Linked DNA regions of Homo sapiens: region 2 is linked to region 1. Evidence: chromatin loops called from intact Hi-C (ENCODE). Cell type or tissue: left ventricle myocardium inferior. All regions are shown on one strand.

Region 1 (8,000 bases):
ACTGGTGGAGGAGGGATTAACCTGGCTCTAGTTAATTCACAAATCCATGCACCTCTTTTTTTCTGAATCACTTGCTTTCAAGGTACTACTCTGAGGACTAAATCTGATTATGAACTGGTTAATTATATTCGAGTGGAGGTGGGTTGTTTATGATGGGGCTTACTATCTTGCTGTAGTATTCCATGTAGAGAAGAATCACAGTGTCAGGCTTTTAAGGTACATCTAATTAGGCACAAAAAAATCACAAGATATTCAGATATTATGTGGACAGACATAGGAAAAGACCCATTCATAGACATTTATTGTCATCTGAGGCCTAACAAAGTGGTAAAGGTGGTTCCTGGTAGGTGGATAAAATAATCCGAACATATTGGGATAGGGCAGGTGTGACCAGAAATGCAGGCTGGTTCTTGACATGAGCGACATTTTCAGCAAGGAGACTGATTCAGCCTGTGTCCGTCATGATGTAAGGATGTTCTTGTTAACATGAGGTTTGTGTGTGCTGGTGAGTGATGGACCATTTTGGAAGAAGTTCAAGGTTCATCCCTCCCCTCCCCTCCCCTCTCCACCCCTCCCCTCCCCTCTCCACCCCTCCCCTCCCCTTCCCTTTCCTTCCTTTCCCTTCCCTTCCCTTCCCTTCCTTTTTTTCTTCTTTCCTTCCTGTTTGCCTTTCTTTCTTTCTTTTTTCCATCTTCTCTTCACAGATACAAATTTACCACTTACTATATGTATACTGGGAACATAATAAGGAACAAAGGGACATTATTACTGCAGATTTTATATTTTTCTGAAGACAATATTTTCTGAAGAAAGCAAGAAATAATAATACAATTAGTGATAAATGATATAAAAAATAAAAACCTGGGATTCAAACTTAATCAATTCTACCTAAGAAGTTCAAAACAAAGTCTTCTTAGGATTGGTGTTTTAACCAAGTCTTAAAGGATGAGGATGAGTAACTCCATACATATGCAAGACTTCTAAATATTAATAAGAGAAACCTACAACTACCTTGTTGCTCAAACCTGAAACTGTGATTCCTCTATTGCTCACTCTCTTTGTAACATCTATCACCTTGTCAATGTCAGTCCAGGGCCTAACCAGGAAAATAAAATCCACTGTGAGTACAGTTGGCCCTCTAAATCCGCAGGTTCCACACTGACAGGTTCCACATTCTCCAGGAATTCAACAAACTACACATCAGGAATATTTTTTAAAATAATAATACTGTAACAATAAAAAATAGTACAAATAAAATACAGTGTAACAACTATTCACATAACATTTACATTGTTAGGTATTATAAGTAATCTAGAAATGATTTAAAGTATACAGGAAGATGTGTGCAGGTTGTATGCTTACACTATGCTGTTTTATATGTAGCAAAGTATAAAATAGCATAGCATTTTATACTGTGGATTTAGGTATCCATGATGTCTCAGACTCAATCCCCTGCTGATTTCCAGGGATTATTGGACTTAGAACAAGGCAATTTAGCCAGGAATTTGTAATACTGGTGGTAGATAAACTGAAAGCCAAGAAAACAATATACAGCCACCTAGGAACACAGGAAATTTCTACCACACTTTGGCTGGTAAAACAGGTGGGATTTCCATGGCTTTTCCCAGAAGCCATGTAGGGTACATAGATGCATCTGAGGATGGAGGTAGGAAGCAGAGAGAGGTCAGGTGAAACACTCCTGTACTCCTTATTTCTTTTTATCCAAATCTCTTAATTGTAACTCCATTGATTGAGAATCTCGATGACCAAAAAGCCTTAAAAATTAAGCCTACTGGAGATAGTCACAGCTCCATTCTTGCAATAAAAAGCAGAGCAGGGGAAGATTTCAGGATGAAGCTGAGGACAAAAAGTATTGGTGTCTCACATAGTTTTAACTCAAAATGATACCGAGACTAATTCACTTCACTCTATTTCTGTACCCCGGTCTGAGTCATCATTGGCCCACAACAATCTTTTAGCTGCCCTGTTTGGTTTAGTCTGATGCCCTGACAATGGAATACACAGAGCTTTTAGAGGGAATGAATGAATGAAGCAATCAATCAATTAATGACATCAATGAAATGTTAGTGGATATGGTGGGCAGGTGGGGGGAGTGAATTTTAATATCAATATGCTGTATGATAATCCTGATTTACCAATTTGCAGCAAAATCACAAACTTCTCTCAACCTCTATTCATTATTGGTAAAATATCCACAACCACTCTCCATCAGGAATGATAAAAGATAACACAATCTCTTGGAGGCAAAATTGCTTACACCAAAAACAGTGTGATACCATGGAAAAGTCAAAATCATTTGTCTCATGGTTATCTATGTTTGACTCTTCACTCTGCTATTTACTATTCATGCTATTGCTTAATCATTCTGAGCCTTAGCTTTCTCATGTTTACCATCTGTATTTCTCTACTTTTTTTCAGGATTTTTTTTTAAATTTTAAGGTGATATATAATACATATACATATCTGGAGGGTACATGTGATATTTTGATACATTCATATGAATTGTAAATATCAAAGCAGAGTGACTGGAAATATCCATCACCTTAAATATTTATATTTTCTTTATGCTAGGAATATTTGAATTATTCTCTTCCAGCTATTTTGAAAGGTGCAGTAGATTATTGTTAACTGTAGTCACCCTACTGATCTATCAGACACTCGGTCTTATTTCCTCTATCTATCTGTGTATTGGTGCTCATTAATCAACCTCTCTTTATCCCATACCCCAACCCTTCCTAACTTCTGGTAACCAACAATCTGCTCTCTGTCTTCAACAGATGCTGAAAAAGCATTTAATAAAATTAATCATCCATTCATGATAAAAAATAATTCCTCCACAAACTGGGATAGAAGGAACATACTTCAAAAAAAAGAGGCCATATATGACAACCCCACAACTAACACCATGCTGAACAAGAAAATAAAATGAAAGCCTTTCCTCTAAGATCTGGAACAAGACAAGGATGCCTAGTTTTACTTTTGTTTGACATAATACTGGAAGTCTTAGTCAGAGCAATTAGGCAAGAGAATAAAAAATAAGGAGCATCCAAACTGAAAAGAAAGAAGTTACATTATCCCTGTTTTCAGATGATATGATCTTATATTTAGAAAAACTTAAAGACTTTACCAAAAACTATTAGAACTGATTAAAAAAATCAGTAAAGTTGCAGGATACAAGATCAATACACAAAAAACAGTTGCATTTGGACATGCCAACAGTGAACAATCTGAAGAAGAAATCAAAAAAGCAACCCCATTTATAATAGAGTCAAAAAGATGAAATATCTAGGAATTAGTTTAACCAGAAAGGTGAAAGATCTGTACAAGAAAAGCTATAAAACAGCGATGCAATAATTTGAAGAGAGCACAGAACCATGAAAAGATTCCATGATCATGATTGGTAGAATTAATATTGTTAAAATGACAATTCTTCCCAAAGCAATTTACAGATTTGATGAAATTCCTATCAAATTACCAATGACATTCTTCACAGAATTAGAAAAAAATAATCCTACAATTCATATGGAAACACAAAAGACCCCAAATAGTCAAAATAATTCTGAGCAAAAATAACAAAGCTAGGGGGTGTCACACTCCCTGACTTCAAAATACACTTTGCAAGCTCCATTTTCACCCTCTTGGAATACTTCCCTGGGCCTGCCATTTGAGGAAACTGATCTAGTCTGCTGGAGAATGAGAGGTCATGTGGAGGAGAATGGAGGTGCCTCAGCAGACAGTCAGCTCAAACTACCAGACGTGCAAATGAGAGGATCTGGCAGCTTCTAGGACAGCCAATCCTGCTGATAAATGCAATGCAAGAAGGAATCCAGGTAAAAATAGTGGAGAATCTCTTAACCACTTCACATACTTATGATAAATAATTGCTGTTCGTAGCCACTAAGTTGTGGAGTGGCTTGTTAGATAACAATAGTTAACTGAAACAGTCTCCATATGTTATCAAATGAAATCACTTATTATTGAGAAAGTACTAATAGCATCATTATTAATTGTTAAATAGTTATTAATGTTATTATTGACATGATAGCATTATCATATTATAAATTTTAAAAAATAAAGGCATATTTTAAGAGCTATTTCAACTGGCTATGTGTTAAATTGTGATTTCAACATTATACTTCGAGGAGCAGGGTCCAATTGCAATTTTTATTTCTTAGTCTTCCTGCTCCTCCACTGCTCAGCGTGTTATCTCATTCATAGTAGTTACCCATACATATTATTTAATTTGAAGGAATATTAAAAAGTGTACTTTATAGAAATTAAAATCCATTTTGTTTCCAACATTGGAAAACAGACTTTTTATGTAAAACCTACTGAAGGAGAATTTAGATGGCATAAGCCACTTTGCTGATGTTTGGAAGAACGACGGGACAGGCAATTGAATGCTAGATTCAAGGTCAAAGCTTTGCCCCACTTGTCCTGAGACCATTTCTTGTTCTTCTTTGGAAGAAGTCTCTTGAAAGTCATCTGCATAGCCAAACTTAGAGAGCACTCTTATCTAAAAGGAACTGCTTGTCTTCATCTATGACTCAGATTATTTCTTTGCATATTAAATTACAAGAGACAGTTCCAGCTGGATCCATCAATGTATTTATAACTCAGCCACACAATCTTCCTCCAGGCAGAAAACTTGGCACATGGGCTTTCAGCCTGGCTGCAGCATTCAAAGATGAGAACAAAAAATAATCACAGCAATTTTTATATCAAATTTTATTTAAATTCTGAATATAATAGGATAATTTCAATCTCCTGGCACACAGTAAGTCACCATTTTCACCAAAGGAGGGAGTGAGAGGGGCAGTTGAGGAACTCACCAAGAGTCACAATATAATTTCTCCACCTACCTTAGATTCTATTCTCAATGAACAATCTTTGGTAACAACGGTGAGAATGTCCTGTGAATTCTGGAAAAGAAAGGAGTGATGACATTCATTAATGGTCTGGCATAATGTCTAGCACAAAATCTAGACCACTGTACTGGGTGCTATGTATACACTGTCTCATTAATCAGTGAAATAGATTAGATTTTCTTCCTATAAGAAAGTAGCTCTTGAAGACAGCAAGACTTTTTTTTAATTGGAAAAAAAAGAAAAAATTTGCCTTTGACAAATTAGTTAGCACGTTTAGTGCACAGATTCATTTTCTACAATTTGTTTAGAGCTTTGTTTCCTGTAGAAATTATATAAGTAATTATATACACATGTCACTTAAAGTGCTCTTATATAAAAGAAATTGCTTGTGCATGTATATTAGTCATAAACATCTGTATTTTTATTTAGCATGTAACAGAAAACCAAACTGAAAGTGGTCTAAACAGAAAAGTGATTTGTTTAGTCATGTAACTAAATATTCAGGAATAGATCTCTATCTTCAGTTGTACCTTGAACGTGATCATGGAATTCAGAATCTCTCTCTATTTCTCTGGCCATCTCTGATATTGAAATCCTTCTCCCCTCGTAGTTCCAAGATTAAGTCATTCTATACCTAGAAATTCTAGCAGAAAAGAATCTTTTATTTCCCAATAAATTAAATTAAAATGCTTAATTATCATTGGCCTATTATAAGGCATTGAGCCGTGACAAAACTAATTGCTGTAGCCAAATGAGGGATTAGACTGAGAAGCCCAACCTGGATCCTATGAATTCTAGTAAGATCTATGTATTAGTTAATATAATTATATCAATGTTAACCTTGTTTTTGATAATTATACTCTGACTAGGTGAGATATTTATATTTAAGAAGCTGGATGAAAGTTATGTAGGAAGTCTAAGTGCAATTTAAAAACTCTTCCATAAGTCTAAAATCATTTAAAATTTTTTTTTGAAATTATACTTGAACTTAGTGGGTTATATGAAAATAAGCACTGTAATGTGAATATATTTGTGAGAGGCTTTGCTTGGCAAGTTTTTTCCATCGTTTGAATTTCAGTCTGTGGTCTCTATACCTGATAACCCCAGTTTTCTCTTATTTTTCTTTTTGGAGTCACAGACCATGTCTTTAATATGGATATTGTTGATCACAAAAACATGTACTATGATGTATATATTTGTATATTTATCTTCCCAGTTAGATTATGAGCATCTTGAGGGCCCAGCCTGTACCTTGTTCATCTTTAAAATCTCAGAACCATGCGGAGGGCCAGGCACAGAATGGAAGCTCATTAAACGTTAGTATAATAAAGCACTAACATGCTTACTTGTTAACTCACATCAGCATCTGGAATCACAGACTATTATTTTAACTGGCTAATGGCTTGACTTTCGAATAAATATTTAAAAGGAATTTTAATTTAAAATGTGCATTTAATTCTTCTCTTTTATAGACACCAGTGTCCAATACCATGCTACAGCTGGGGAAAACATATTCTGTGTCTGTTTCTGAGAATAATAAAATAGAAAAAAATGTGAATAGCATTTCTATCTTTACTGCTTTGTGTGTATGTGAGGGTATGAGTGGCGGACAGCATTGAGAGTTTATGCATTTATTCTATGATAATTTATTAAATATCTCAATGCTGTGCTAAGATATGGTCCACACCGCCCCATCTTAAGAGATTAGTGAACTCATCTGAAGAACCAAGCATTTCAGTGAGGGGGAAAAATCACTTTAAAGTGTATCATATTGAAACTGAACTCAGCCTTCCTCCACCCCGCCCCCTGCCCTTGTCCCCTGTTTTTGGAATGAGCCAATTTCCATCAGCTGTGGTGTTGTCACATGATATGTATCCATCAGCAAACATGCACCAAGCTCCTGCTGAGGACAAGTGTCATGAGATTAAAAAAAAAAAAAGATCTTGAAAAATTCTCACCTACCTGAATATGTCTTACTGCTGATATTTTGTGTACCTGATATTTGGCATTTTTTAACTAATTAAAATTATTAAGGTGGTTTAGATGTAAGTGTAAGCCTGTTTTAGGCAACGCAAATGTAACTTTTAGCTACGAATATATACTCAATTCTATCTCAGGGAAATGTAATCACATATCCTATAAGGGTAAATATAATAAAAGCCAGAGGTCATGTACGTGTTGAAATTCAGGAAGAAGGAAGGAGTTATTCATATCTCTGGGGCTGACCAAATGCTACAGGCTGGAGATCCAGCCCTCTGTGGGTCAGCATAAAGTCAAAAAGACTTCCTGAATACACATAAAAGCATTATTGGGATCAGTTTCCATGGAGTTATAAATAATACAGTAACTGTTCAATGACTGTTATTGTTGAAACTACTGAAAATGGAAGTTATCCCAATCCCTACCTGTTATGGACTGAGCCCTCCACCCCAAGTTCCTATTTTGAAGCCCTGAACCCCATCGTGATGGTATTTGGAGATAGGGTCTTTGGGAGATAATTAATTTTAGATGAGATCATGAAGGTGGGGTCCTCATAATGAGACTAATGCCCTTATAAGAAGAAACACCAGAGTGCTTGCATGTTTCTCTCTCTCTCTCTCTCTCTGTCTCTCTGTGCATGTCTTGTGAGGACATAGAAAGACGGTGGTCATTTACAAATCGGCAAGAGAGCCATTTCAGAAACCAACAATGCTAGCACCTTGATCTAGAATTTGTAAGTTTCAGAACTGTGAGAAAATAAATTTCTGTTGTGTAAACCATGCAGTGTATGGCATTTTGTTATGGTAGTTCAAGCTGCTAAGAAACTACATTTCCATTTCTCTATATTTAACGACAATAGGGCTGTGAACACGTGGATTCAAGTCCATTGGTAAATATTTTTGCTGTGGGTGGCTCTTCCTTCTGAAGGGCTAAGATTAAACTTGATGGGGGGGACTTCAATAAGATGTTGGGGGATGCAGAAATAATCAGGATTACTTTAGAGAAGCTTTTGCCAATACAGATGACATTTTAGGCTTTAGAAAACCCGTAATCCAAGGATATTGTCAGCTGTGGGAAATATCCTGCTTTATAACAGAGACCTGGTGAAAGAAATGGGATACTACACCTTGT
Region 2 (8,000 bases), 66 kb after region 1:
CTCCTGCCTCAGCCTCCTGAGTAGCTGGGACTACAGGTGCCCACCACCACACTTGGCTAATTTTTTTTTTTTTTTTTTTTTTTTTTTTTTTTTTTTTTTTTTTACTAGAGTTGGGATTTCACTGTGTTGGCCAGGATGGTCCCCATCTCCTGACCTTGTGATCTGCCTGCCCCAGCCTCCCAAAGTGCTGGGATTACATGTGTGAGCCACTGCGCCCGGCTGAGTGCTTTAAATGTTTTTAAAAGAAAACTATTTTTGTGGGAAATAAATGTGTTATGTTTGCTATGTTTTTTAATTGTTAGATTAAACTTTTCTAAAAAGACAGTAAATATTTGCTGGGTTTATTCCCCTTTTAATGGAAGTCTGGCTTGATTGCATCTGGTATTGGTCATACAGAAAAAAAGAATGACAGCATTTCTACTACAGAAACTGAGAAATATCTACATAATTTTTCTAATTTCAGCTCTTAATTTTCACAGGCGTGTTTTCAATTGATATTAATTTTAGCTCATCTACTTTTTTTAATAGAATGACCAACATTATTTGTTCTGTCAAATCTATGCACTGTTGCTAAAAGAACAATGAGTTAATTTGAAAGCTTAGCATACATTAAGATTTTTTTAAATGTGTGGTCACTGGTGATCACCTAATTCGTTTTTGATGTCCATTTCTTCCCAAGTATAAAATTAATGCATTAATTAGTCATTATAAGGAAGCTTTCCTAAGTCCTTTCCTAAATGAAATACTAAACATTAAGGTCTCTTCCTCTGATCATCAACTGTTAAACATTGTCTTCCTGTTCACATCGACCTTGCGTTTTCTTCTAAAGCAGAATAGCAATTACAGTAATAATAGCTCCTTTTAGAATAGGATTTTAGAGGAAGTTACTGGCAATAATGGCCTGTAAATTGTAAAATTTTTTTAAAGTTACTATTTACTTATAATAATCAAAATAAGATGTTTATCCCAGTGCTATTTAGAAAAGTAAAAAAGCAAAACACAACCAGGAAAAAAAAGAAAACCTGAAATTACTATCAACAGCAAAACATTAAGGCATGTGCACCTGATGAAATACCAAGAAGTATGTAAATAATGGTTTACAAATTTTGTAATAATATACAAAGAATGGTACTAATCCTACATGAAGTTTTTTGGAAAGAATCCTAATACATATATTTTGGAAAAGCCAGTAGATATTCATTTTAAAAAATTGGAAAGTACAGAAAAGGATAAAAGCAAAAAATAAGCAGAAACTCATATTCATGTCTGTTCCACTATGCCAATATTTTAGAAAAGCTTTCTGAAGCTCAATACATTTAACCATAAAAATAAGGCTAACTTATCAAGTTTGTGTTGTATTTTACTTATCCTGGGCAATTTAGATTATGTATTACCATCTTAATCTTAATGTAGTAGTTGGCTAAATTTATAGATAAGGTTATGAAATCTCATAACTTATTAAGGACATTTGGACAGTAATTCTTACTAGATGGAATAATCCAACTAAGTGAGGATTTTGTTTCAATTCTTGATTCATGTGGTTCTGCATTGAATGACTATATATGAAAGGAGCTGGAGAAATATATTATTATCCAACTATTTTTTTGTTTGAGACAGAGCCTCACTTTGTCACCCAGGCTGGAGTGTGGTGGCACGATCTCAGCTCACTGCAACCTTTGCCTCCCAGGTTCAAGCGATTCTTCTGCCTCAGCCTTCCAACTAGCTGGGACTATAGGCATGCGCCACCACACCTGGCTAATTTATGTATTTGTAGTAGAGATGGGGTTTCACGCATAATGGTCAGGCTGGTCTTGAACTCCTGACTTTGCGATCTGCACGCCTCAGCCTCCCAAAGTGCTGGGATTACAGGCGTGAGCCACCACGCCCCGCCATATTTGTCTTTAATCTTCAAAAATTAACTCATTGCTACTGCTCATACCCTAGCATATCACATATCTACCACTTCCATGTGATGATGAAGAGTTGCTGTTCACACCCAACCCATGACTTTGTAGGCCAGGTGACACTCAGTTCATGATGGGCATCTCAGGTTGCTTGGCAACTTCGTGGTTTATGGTCAAGCATTCAGTCTTTACCAAGGCCAAGTAGCAGGCTAATAGTTGTTGTTTAAAGGAGCGTGGTTATCTATGAATGACGGCAGAGCCTTGCTCCAAAATACTAAAGGCTTGTACTGTGATTCACCTATAGGGGCTTGCCAAAGGCTCCAAACAACTTCCCTATCAGCTGCTGTTTCTTCAAGCACAGTTGGCTCTGCTGGATCATATGGCCCAAGGGGCAGAGCAGCTTGCACAGCAGTTTGGAGCTATTGAAGGTTTGTGGGGCCTTTCCATTGTCTTATCACACTCAAACCATTCAACAATTTAAAAAAAAAACAGAGGAAAATTCCTTTGAGAAATGAAAATCCCAAGACTGAGGATCATTCTAAAACAGGATAGAAAATTAAATAATTCCTATTATCAAATTACCATATTAATTTTTACATATTTCCCTGAGACAGGTTTTTTTTCTAATCAGTAAAAGGGTGATACTATTACTTGTAAGATACAGATAATAAAACAGAAACTGCTTAGCAATCATTTGACAATATTTTAAGGTTAGGATGTGCACTGCAGTCTGATAGCTGTTTTGAATACAACAAAGTAAAATACAAACATGGTCTGATCCCCTGGAGAGCTTACACACAATAAATAAATCTAGCATTACTTGAATCATCTTTAGTTTACTCTTGTTCTAGAAACGGTTATTACAAACAAGTATATAGAAACAGAAAAATCTTTTGCAGAAAATGGATGGTTAAAAGGATAACATTTCTTCTCTAATTGTTACCCTTCCAACTTTTCACATGGATTTGTGTCTTATAAGCCAATTTCAGTGACAGCAAAGTGCTAGTGATAAGGGAAGACTCTCATCTAAAGCTTTACAAGTTTGCAGGAATAAATCAATATGCTGTCTTGACTACTGTTGCCAGCGGTGCATTGTTATCATGTTAAATTTCTCTTAGAATCTATTGCCTAGCACCTGGAAATATAGTTGCCAAGTAATGTAAGCACTCTAAACCCAAGATTAGGCTGTAGAGAAAGAGCAGCCCCTATTCCTGGCAGACAAAAATAATTGTAAGCAAAATATCCCTGATGTACTATTAGTTGATATGAAAATTATTCTTGACATAGAAGACTGAGAATAGAAAAATCGTTCGGTATGTACAGTGTCAGGTTTGGAAAAAATAAGTGCCAACAACATACTTCTTCCACATCGTAGTGACAATTTAAACAATGAATAAATACTTCCTCTTAACTCTCCATTCTGTACAGAGCTGAGGCAGTAGGGGTGGAATGGAGGGGAGTGGGGATTGTTAATTGCTACATTTGGCCAGTTTTGCACTGGACTCTCTGATATTCAGAAACTTATAGTATAGCATTGTGGTTAAGATAATAGACCAGAATCAGTCAAACTCAGGTTTGAATCCTGACTTTTTTTGTTGTTATTGTTTTGTTTTGAAACAGAATCTTGCTTTGTCACCCAGGCTGGAGTGCAGTGGCATGATCTCAGCTCATTACAACATCTGCCTCCCAGGTTCAAGCAATTTTCCTGCCTCCACCTCCTGAGTAGCTGGGACTACAGTTGCATACCACCACATCTGGCTAATTTTTGTATTTTTAGTAGAGAGAGGGTTTCAACGTGTTGACCAGCTGGTCTCGAACTCCTGACCTCAGGTGATCCACCCGCCTTGGCCTTCTGAAGTACTGTGATTACAACCGTGAGCCACCGCGCCCAGCCTGAATCCTGACTTTCTGACCTAGGGCAATTTAACAAAATTTTCTGAATCTCAGTTTCTCCATATTTCATTGAGCAATGAAAGTGTCTTTCTCACAACATTGTGATGAATCATAAAATGGAAAAGAACAAAGCAACACAGAATATTAAACTCAATGCCTGTTACATAATCAATGATGCATACATTAGTACTATTAGAGTCAGGTATTGCTATGTCTATGACAATAACTACAGATGTTCTTTACTAGAACGTGAAGAAGGAACAAAAATCTGATAATTTTAAACTACATCTTGTCTGGAGTCTCAGTCAGACCTCACGTATGTATTTCCAACATATTTTACTATGTGAGGGATATCTTTTTTATTTTCTCAAGACTTGAGAATTAATTAAAAAAATGTATATACATATATCTCAGGTGAAGGTGTGTGTCTGTAGCATTACATACATTAAATATATAGCATTCTGGAAAAGTTGATATATTACTACAAAAATAGTACAATGTGAATGTCTTCAATCTTTCCCCATTCACCAATTGTAACTAGGCCTCTGACTTTTCTCTTCTGTATAAGCCCCACTCAGACCAGCATACTTTTGTTTTGAGAACTAAGCAAGGTGATTGAGTGATCATTGAAATGATGTTCTTGGTCTCTAGAAATCCATGTGCTGGGAGAAGTGAGGGAGGACACATATAACACACACTTAGCCCATAAATTAATACAGTAAATCCAGAGATACACTGCTTTAAAGAAATGCATGGAATAGAGGATGAGCGGGTGATGCTTTAGTTTGGCTACTTGGAGAAAACTTTCTTCAGGAGGTGATACTTGAGGTGAGGAGGGTACTGTCTTACTTAGGTGTCCCATTTGACATTGTTGATGGGGATTGTGAGTCAGAAATGGGGAATGGAGAGTAGAAAAGAGGCACAGGCCAGGAACTGAGAAGTGTTCACATAGCAGGCAATAAATACAGAGGCACTGGAGAGAATGATGCTGGAGTCACTGAGACATATGAGAGCAATAACAAGATTAAAAGCATTACTTCCAGACCTTGTGCCCTTTTACAGCATTTCAGAACCACAAGTAAAATGCATGAGCTATTTTGAAATTGTTTGACCTTTTTTGCTTTATACAATAGTGACATTTGTTAAGTTAGGAGTGTGGGACCAGTAGTCAGCTGATTAGTTTCAGATAGAGGCTGAGATTCTTCCTACCCCTGTAAGGTCATTTTTCTCAGCTGTGAATTGGGGAAATTATAAACATTCAATAGCATTATCCTGAGAATTAAATGAGTTAATAGTTGTAAAATGCTTTAGAAAGTGTTGGAAACATACTAATTACTAAATAATAATTAGCTATTATTTAATTGTTAATATTTGTTAAAATATTTTGTATTTATGAATGCAATTTATTTGTAAAATCAATTGCTTTTACCAGACAGTGTCTGGGGGGAAAAAAACATTTTTTCTTGATTGGAATTCTCCTAAAAAATTGTTCCCAAGTTTCACAAAGCTGTCATAAATACCCTGCAACACACCCAGTCATCAGTTGTACGTAATTTGATCCCATAAGAACCAACATCATTTGGTTTATAAACACAAATACTCAATAGCGACTTATAAAGCTAGAGGGAGAAGAAACTAATTAACAACTCCATGAATGCAAAGGGATGTAAGAACAAGGCAAAGCAAAGGGTTTGATGATCTCTGTTTTAAAGATGTTGTTTTTCTTTTTAAATAATGGAGTTTTATTTTAATTCTTTCACACTTTGTAATCCCAATTAGATTTTTTGTGAGTGCTGTATATTCAATCCCTTATACATTTATTTAATACCTAGTGTTTTTCAAGCTCTGTAGACACAGAAGTGATAAATTGATGATCTTTATCCTCTAGGAGTCCTAACTTTTCCAGGAAAACACTCACACACACACACATCAATGATGTTACAATGTGATTAATCTATTGTAAAGATATGAATAAAAAGTTCTGAGAACACAGAGGTAAGAACAATTAATACACTTTAGCAGAGAGGGAGGCATGTGAGTTTGGCCTTGAAAGTGAGTCAGGTAAAAATTCACAGTGGAGAAGGAAAGGTGAAAACATTTCAGATGGGAGACTCAACATCAGCTAAGGCCTGGAAGGACCTAAACTGGGGAAAAGACTAATGTGAGGGAAATGAAAGGAATGGTCAGATTGCTAAATGTCCTCTTTGCTGTGCCAGGGACATTGAACTTTGTCCTCTTCATCTGGGAGAGCCATTAAATGGTTTTAAGGAAGAACAGGTCATACATACAATCATCTAAAACAATAATTCTGAACATTCCTGTCCAGAAAGGACAGGAAAGGCATAGCGACTTTTTCTGGCCAACAGTATAAATTTTCCTGGGAACGGTGATGTCAAGTACGATTTGAGTTGTCTTTCATAGCTACTGTGTAAGATGTTTTGCATGTTTTCACTTTATCTAAACTTCATCTTTTGTCTTAAATTATTCAACAGGCAACATAATTATCACTCAGATAACAAATTATATATATCATCCATTTTCCCATCTTGATTCTGACCAATCTGATATAGAACAAAGAATACACAGGGAAGCTTAAATAGCTCTTTGGTGACCATGAAGGCTGTATAAGATCAAAGGATGTCACATTAGATCTGTTAGCCAGATGAACTTGCTGCTACTTTAATCACAAGTTAGGCAAATGGACTCACCCAGTCCCAAGCAACTCTGGACCAGGGTAGCAGGCCTAATCATGTGGAAAGGGTCTACCTAGGTAAGTAAGGACCACTGGACAGGTAGACTTGAACCCCAAGAGGAAGTAGTGCAATGTGGAACTGAATATCCCATCTTTTACAAATTTACCTACATGATTGTCACTCCAGATTCCCTGAGATATAGAAGGTAAAGACATGTACCCAGAAGTATCACAACAGTCGAGTTTCCTATAGCTGAAAATAAATAAAATACACGCAGAAGAAGCATCCCCACTCTGACACTGTCTTTGAACCCAGTTAGTTATTATGGATCCCATGTTGTGTCCATTACACCCCATTGATCTTAAAACTGGGTCATTGGTTCTCATTCTTCTCCCTCAGTCCCAAACAGAAACGTTGAGATAAAAATCAAACCAGAGGTTTCTAGCTAAAGGACAGCAGAACTGATTTTTGAGTGATGAATCTGGAACACCGTTCCAATGCAGGCATTAAACCAAGCATGCTGGGTAGAGGAGAATGCACTATGGTCTTTCGGTAAAAACTCTGAGTGAAAGCTGCTAGTGAACATTAGCAGCATCCAAGGCAGAAAGCTACTATGCAGCCAGCTGTGTCTTTCACAGAGAGGAATTTTGATGATTCTACCTAAAACACACACACACACACACACACACACACACACACACACACACAACTTTCCAACATCAATGGTGTTGTATTTTTAAAATAAAATAATTCTATTTTTAAAATAAAAATATGGTATTCTATGTGGATTTCACCATTTGATGGGCCAAGAGGATCAAATTATATCATCAATGATATCCCCATTACATCACCTGGGGAGTGAATCAAGAGAAGAACTACTCTTCTTTCTACATAATTATATACCTCTATGCAGATCTTGTGCTGCCTTTGCTGAGAAAATGGTGTTCGTTTTTAACTTAGCCTCACAATGAACTTCGTGAATGTGTGCAATAAAAGAGGTTCCTATTTTGAACTGCTTCTTAACTAAGAATATTTGATACTGCTGCACCTACGTAGTCTTTAACACACTGACATTATGTAAATTAAATATGTTAATCCCCACCTCTGTGCAATCTTCTTCCATTTAAACTTTTTTCCCCTTTTGTTACCAGAAAGGAGAAACAAAAAGGAAAAAAAAGATGTAAGAAAAGACTCCTGCCAAAAATAATAGCTATGTTCAATGTTTTCCCTGGTTTCTTATTGTTTAAAATGTGCTTTTCCTGCCAAGGTCCCGTTTAAGTGCATTACCTCCACATGCTAATAGACTAATTAAAATATGAATAAATAAAAAATTTCCTGTAAACTTTTTTTCCCCTTTTTTGTGAACTTAAAGTTGAGTTTTCTGAACTAGGATTAATCAAGAAGATATTTTTTACTTCATTGTTTCCCTGCTGGAAAAAATGTCAACTCCCACCCCTGTCTTCAGTAGAAATCTAAGACTGGATAGTGCTCCATGAAAGTAAAACACAAT

What was found. A loop is a pair of places that touch in the nucleus more often than their neighbours do. Peaks named below come from ENCODE experiments on the same cell type or tissue, not always from the same donor. Only the 100,000 strongest peaks of a DNase experiment are listed, where the experiment ranks them.
Region 2: it touches region 1 in a loop (5-fold over the local background); 2 of 110 quality-filtered maps call a loop at or near these places.

What each region holds. Positions count from the first base shown.
Region 1 is chr16:64,247,669-64,255,668 of GRCh38, reverse strand. No RefSeq gene overlaps it. Among named protein-coding and RNA genes, the nearest start is that of LINC02165, 520 kb to the right of the region's middle. In left ventricle myocardium inferior, no CTCF peak of the experiment used is centred here; DNase peaks (open chromatin) are centred at 3,758 and 4,678; H3K27ac peaks cover 2,654 bases.
Region 2 is chr16:64,181,190-64,189,189 of GRCh38, reverse strand. No RefSeq gene overlaps it. Among named protein-coding and RNA genes, the nearest start is that of LINC02165, 450 kb to the right of the region's middle. In left ventricle myocardium inferior, no CTCF peak of the experiment used is centred here; no DNase peak of the experiment used is centred here; H3K27ac peaks cover 1,316 bases.